Regions from separate parts of the Homo sapiens genome. Here region 2 is linked to region 1. Evidence: chromatin loops called from intact Hi-C (ENCODE). Cell type or tissue: Panc1. All regions are shown on one strand. Links, peaks and the distances in the headings refer to the core of each region. The heading gives the core; the rest is flanking DNA. Region 1 overlaps LOC124901490 (a long non-coding RNA gene). Region 2 has its middle 550 kb from the start of PKHD1.

Region 1 (2,929 bases), core at 277-2,776:
AAGCTTAAGACAGAAACATGGTAGGAAAATTAGGAGCCAGACTGCAACAGTAAAAAATGGAGCTGTCATGTTTTATCATTTTTTAACTTATCAAGATCTGTTATATGGATGTCGTGTCTTATTATTCAACTCAGCAGACAATAATGCTTCTGATGGGTAAGAGGTGGGGCAATATCTGAGGATGCTGAAGTAAGACAGTTTTTCCTTCCTCTCTTCTTTCCTTTGCCTACTTATAAATCCAGGACTATAAAAAATAACCCTGGACATACTCAATGATCCAAAAATACTGTCTTCTTAACTTCAGAAGGAAAGAAGTAAGACAGCATCATGAGACTGTGGGCAAAGCGTTGAGTACACAGTCTGAAGACCTATATTGGGTTTCCCACCTCCACTTTCTAACCAGGAGTTTATTGCAAATCCCTGGTTTTTAGAAGCCTCCACTTTCCTGACCCCCCGCTAAGTGTTTTGAGACAATGATGATAAGTTAAATTGTTTATGAAGCAATAGTACCACATATATTTACCCACAGATACTATTTTAATAAATTTTCACAATCATTTCCATTTTGTAGTTCAGTGCACTGAACCTCAGGCTATTAAATAGCCTGCCCCACCGCCTAGAATGAGAAAGGCCAGGGTGCAAACTTGGCACAATAATTCTAATTCTTGACTTTTCTAATTTTATTATTTTTGTGCGTTGGGTAGATGGAAAGGGGAAACCCAGGGAGACTGTGTAATGGAAAAAGAAAAGGTGGTACAGTGGGCATCTGCAAAGGAAGATAGTTCATGGAGTGTTAACCCACAGGTGCAAAGGTGAGGGCTAGTGGAAGGAAGGAAGTCAAATAAATTTAGATAATTCATAATTAGATTTTTAGAAGAAAGATGAAAGAAGACATGAAAGTGCTCCTAGTTGACCTTGATTTAATAATGATATTTTTCTGTACATTTTTTAAAAAACAGTCCTGAACATACTTCGAAAATCACCAGCAGAGGGCTTCATGCTGGGTGCATTTGCTTTTAATTATAGACTCCGACATTTACTGAATAATATTCCCTCTATATGAGGCTGAAAAAAAAAGAGGGTATGAATAATTCTTTTCTTTGCTGTTTTAAACTGAAATAAATGCAAATGAAAGAGGAAAGTACGAGTGTTAACTATCTGGGATGTCTCAAGTGCGGTTCCACCTAGGAGAGCATGTGCGTAACCTGAAAAAGAAATATGGACATAAGGCAAGATAAAATAACGAGGAAAATGCATATTTTACTCGTTTAATTTCCTTCAAATCCAGAGTTTGTTTTGCCTTTGTGTTTCCATTTACTGAGTTCTTGCGGGAATAGTTTCCCTACGTCATGTGATTGAGTGATAACGCGAAAGGTAATAGAAAGTAAAAGCAAGAGAGGTAGGTTCAAGTTAGGAAAAATTTTCTCCGTAGCGGCTGAGCTTTTATTGTGCGTTTCTTCGGGCGTTTGAACTTTTTAGATGCTGGAACGATCGTTTCTAAAATTAGTAAATATCATAAGAAGTGAACTTTAAAAATGTTCCTCTCAATACCAGGTTTTCAAGAACGGAAAGAAACCTTTGCCGAAAAAGAAATCAAGGAGACTTGCAGGGTTTGCGTCTATAAAATTCCGACAGAGGGCGCTGTTGCCCGTTCAATGACAGGGAACGGTCCGTGGGAACGGTTTACCTTGCAATGTCTAGGACTTTTCGAATAACGCCCACGTTAAAAAAAATAACTAGGATTTTAATTATGGTTATGTATTTTGAAGGTATTTCTCTATATATATGTGTATATTTTTAGGTTTATGCTTCATTCTTAATAAAACCAGATTTGTTATTTTTCAGGTTTCCTAAAGAACTTAAATTTTAACCAAATATCTCAAGATATTTCCACTTTAAAAAATACCTAATACTAGCATAAAATAAAATTACACATAAAAAGTTTGAAATTATTCATATATAAGGCTATAAAATAGTTATACTAACACAATACCTTATATTATTTTAATTTATGTGTAAAATTATCTCTTGCAGGTTTTGTTTTGTTAAATCTCAGAGTTTATTTATTTTAGACTAGGCAATAATATACCAAAAAGATATTAAAAGGTGTTAAAAGCATTTAGAGAAAAAAAGTGAGATTTTTCCAAATGCATTTTATTTGGGTTGTAATGATCTTTAGGTAATAACAATGACAGAATTATTGATTTGAAAGGGAGAAAACAATTATTTCCATTAATTAAATGTCTTGTGCCTGGAGAATCTGAACTTCCAAGTCTATAATATTTATCTTTCAGATTATTGATCTGGCACTGATTTTAGTTCTAGAAGTCAGGGGGTGTGGAACCCGTTTCAAGTCCCACCACACAATAAGATTAAGAAAAATCCCTTCTCATCTCCTAACTAGCTCTGGAAGCAAAGAAGAAAATCTTTGCTGATGCTCCTAGTGAAAAATCTGTATAGATTGTGTATGATTTAAGGTTAACATTTAAAGGGGAAGAAAGGAATGGAGAGAGAAAGGAAGGAACGAAAAGGGAAATGAAGGAAAGAAAAAAGGAAAACAAAAAGGAGGAAGAGGAGAAAAGGAAAGACGAAACATAAAAAATTCAACCGGAAATAAGGGGTTTATTTCTGAAGTTCCTTCTGAAGCACCTTCTTTGTGTTCTTTTCCTTTGACTTATCTTTAAAAATTAAATTAAAAATCTGCAGAATTGTTTATTCTGCAGTTCATGAAGCTTCTCCTTGGTTTTGATTGAATCGACGTCCAACAAGGTTGTCCGGAGCCCTGTACTCAAACAGCGTCCATCCCTGTTCGCGCAGAGCTGCACACAGCAGTCCTGGATTTAAAGACAATCACCCTTTGCAGATTCACTCTCACCAGGCTTAATAACTTCCACCCCAAATTGCCCCATCCCTCCTCGGTCCCTCCTGG
Region 2 (2,929 bases), core at 336-2,835, 730 kb after region 1:
ATTTAAACCTTTCTAACCATCTATGCACCTGGAGGAAATACCTACATCTGAATCCTTCTGAGGTGCTCCTGTGGAGTTTTATGTATGTCACTCCAAAATAATAGCAATAGTCTACATAATTCAGTGATTTTAAATTCACTAAAGCAAATGCTTGTTAAACAATATTTGCATTTTCTCTCTCTTTTGCTCTCCTCCCTCCCTCTCTGTGGCCACCTCTCTGGGGCTCAAATTTGTCAGCCACAAGACTGACTGAAGTACAAGCAAGTAAAGCAAATGACCACATTCATTGTCCATGACAAACCCAAACCATATTCCATCACATCCCTGTGGTCCGGAGCCTCAAGATCTAGCCTGGAGAAAGCTATTTCAGTGTCATCAAGGGCCATTCCATTCTTGCCCCGGAGGGACATGTGACACCCAGTACACTGCATGGACACAGGCTGGTCTGCCCTAGAAAACTAGATTATTTAAAGGACTCCCCTAAACACCTAAGATAAAAATAGAATAAACAGTCCAACCTTTTTGTGAAACTTCCTTGAGAAACAAAGTGTGTGTGATATTGGATACTGACAAAAAATAATAATTTGCATCTTATTATACTTGACTTAAATATAACATATGGATACTATTTTTTTTTCATCATGGGGACTTTTGAAATAAAACTATTACCTTCCTGAGAAGTACTTGGTAAACTAAATTGCCTAACTTAGCATACAACCACAAAATCAAGGTGTGTTGAATTGAATTAAAATAAGTTTAATGAAATGCCCTTTCCCAACGGAGTTTTCTTCCCTGGCACTTCACCACCTCCTAGCACTCACACTTTCAAGAAGTCTCGTAACAGGGTTCCCTGGTTGTGGTTCTCTTCTCCTGTATCCACACCTCACACTTACACCTCTGTGGACACAATAACATACAAGAGGAGAGCAGAGAAAGGAATAACTTGTTATTGAGATAAGCGTCAGCAAATGATCATTTGGATTACTGCATAATCTATGTCAGACGTAAGCCTGGGATGTCATCACCTGCACTTTGTGGGAAATTGCCATAATTCTCATTTTCACATTTTCACCATGGAAGGAAGTCAGTACAGCAGGCATCACTGGGCTCAGCACATTTAAAACAGCTTACACCTATTTTTCCGTTATGAATTCCTCATATATATATTTGAACATGGAGAGAAAAAATACATATACATTTAAATATATATTTAAGACATATATATACATATGCATATATATACACATGCATATGTATATATACACACACATGCATATATATATATACACACACACCCCATATATATTCTCACCTCATTCATCTACTAGCAACACAGATTGCTTCAGAGATGAGGAAATGAAATGCTATTTTTGGAGAAAAGACTGATCTTTCATACAGATTGTCCAGAAAATGACCCAGCCTGCCACCCATTCAGACCTCAAGGCATCCAAGTGCTGCTTTGTTCCAATGCTTACATCTATTCAAAGTTCATACTCCAAGATTAAATGAGCCTCCCTGAGCCAAAAGAAAAGGCTTCACTGGCATTGCTGCCGATGCCATTCTCCTTGTGTCTGCCGTACAGGAGAGAAAGAATGAACCTAGGCTTTTCAAAACGGGCTGCCCAATTATATTTTTAAAAAGATGTTTTGCTGACATCTAGAGGCATTTGGGTAATAACACTTATTAATAATGATTCTTCCCACTTATAGGGCGTCTTGTGTCGCGTGATCCCTCAGCTCTTTACACACATTAATTAATTACGCATCACAGCACCCCTGTGAGGTAGAGTAGGTAAGCATTATTATGTGCAAAGGATTTATTGATTTTTCAAAGCAATATATAGCTGAGGCACAGAGGGGAAAACCATAGGAGCATGAATTAAGGAAGGAAAAAAAAAAAGACATACAATGAATGTAAAAGAAAACAAATAAAAGTAAAAATTACCCCCACTGTGCTCTTTAGAAAGGAATGATTACTTCACAAGTTCTGAGGGCCTGAACATTAACTAATTTGGTTGTTAGCAACTTACGCAAAGGCACATAGGAAATTGGAGGGAGAGAGTCATCGATAAAATTTCCAAGTCTTCCTTTGCAATCCTATTGACAGTGCTCCCAGCGCTTGGTGCTCTTGCATCCTGGGAAATCTCAGTAGTCACTGAGGAGCTGTGACATCAGGATGGCCCTAAATTTACGATGGAGGCATATTACATGTTTATGGCAGGGGTGGGGATAGGGATGAGATGCGGTTGGGATGTGTAGTAAAGGAGGGGGAGAACTACAGCCAAGTTTCTATGCAAAAATATGTTTGGAGGCTGTGGAATTTAAAGTATGTCACTGAGTACAGCAATATAAATTGACTATCATTTTGAATTCTAGTCTTGTTTTATGGTAGTGGCTCAGCTGCTCTTTTTTAAAGTAGTAACTATGCTAAGTTCTTATTTTAGGCATAGTTCTTATTTATTTTCATGGAGCTAACACTTCTGGGGCTTACTATTTATTTCTAAACTGAAAGGTAATATTCTACTTAAAAAGAAGAGTGTCATAAAATCACTAGCTTGCAGACACCAAGACATGATTAAAAACTCAAGAAACACATTATATTCTTTCTATAAGTTATTGTAATGCTGAGTTTTTATAAGGATAAAAATAAGTTGCCTTTCAAACAACTTCTTTTGCTCAAAACTTTTATATTCATTGGGTTTGAAAAAAATGTGACAAGAAAGCAAAGTGAACATAGATGGGCATACATGGCTCCCAGAGATTTGGAAGTGGCTTATCTTCTAAAGCTGGCACCAAAAAAATAAAATTACAACTTCGCCCTCACCTTCCCATTCACTATTACTCCTCCTCCACATTCTCAGGCCCATCAAAATATAAGTTTATCACCATAAACAATTACACCTTCATTGTGTCTTCATTGAAAATTAAAC

What was found. Hi-C counts contacts between places; a loop is a spot of excess contacts. Peaks named below come from ENCODE experiments on the same cell type or tissue, not always from the same donor. Only the 100,000 strongest peaks of a DNase experiment are listed, where the experiment ranks them.
Region 2: it touches region 1 in a loop (7-fold over the local background); 23 of 110 quality-filtered maps call a loop at or near these places.

Annotation. Positions count from the first base shown.
Region 1 is chr6:50,814,643-50,817,571 of GRCh38, forward strand. LOC124901490 (a long non-coding RNA gene) reads right to left here. Exons shown (of 2, transcript XR_007059923.1): 2 at 2,603-2,929. Among named protein-coding and RNA genes, the nearest start is that of TFAP2B, 2.8 kb to the right of the region's middle. In Panc1, for the core only: CTCF peaks have their summits at 1,616 (motif pointing right) and 1,825; DNase peaks (open chromatin) are centred at 1,059 and 1,609; H3K4me3 peaks cover 881 bases; H3K27me3 peaks cover 64 bases.
Region 2 is chr6:51,540,426-51,543,354 of GRCh38, forward strand. No RefSeq gene overlaps it. Among named protein-coding and RNA genes, the nearest start is that of PKHD1, 550 kb to the right of the region's middle. In Panc1, for the core only: no CTCF peak of the experiment used is centred there; a DNase peak (open chromatin) is centred at 1,644.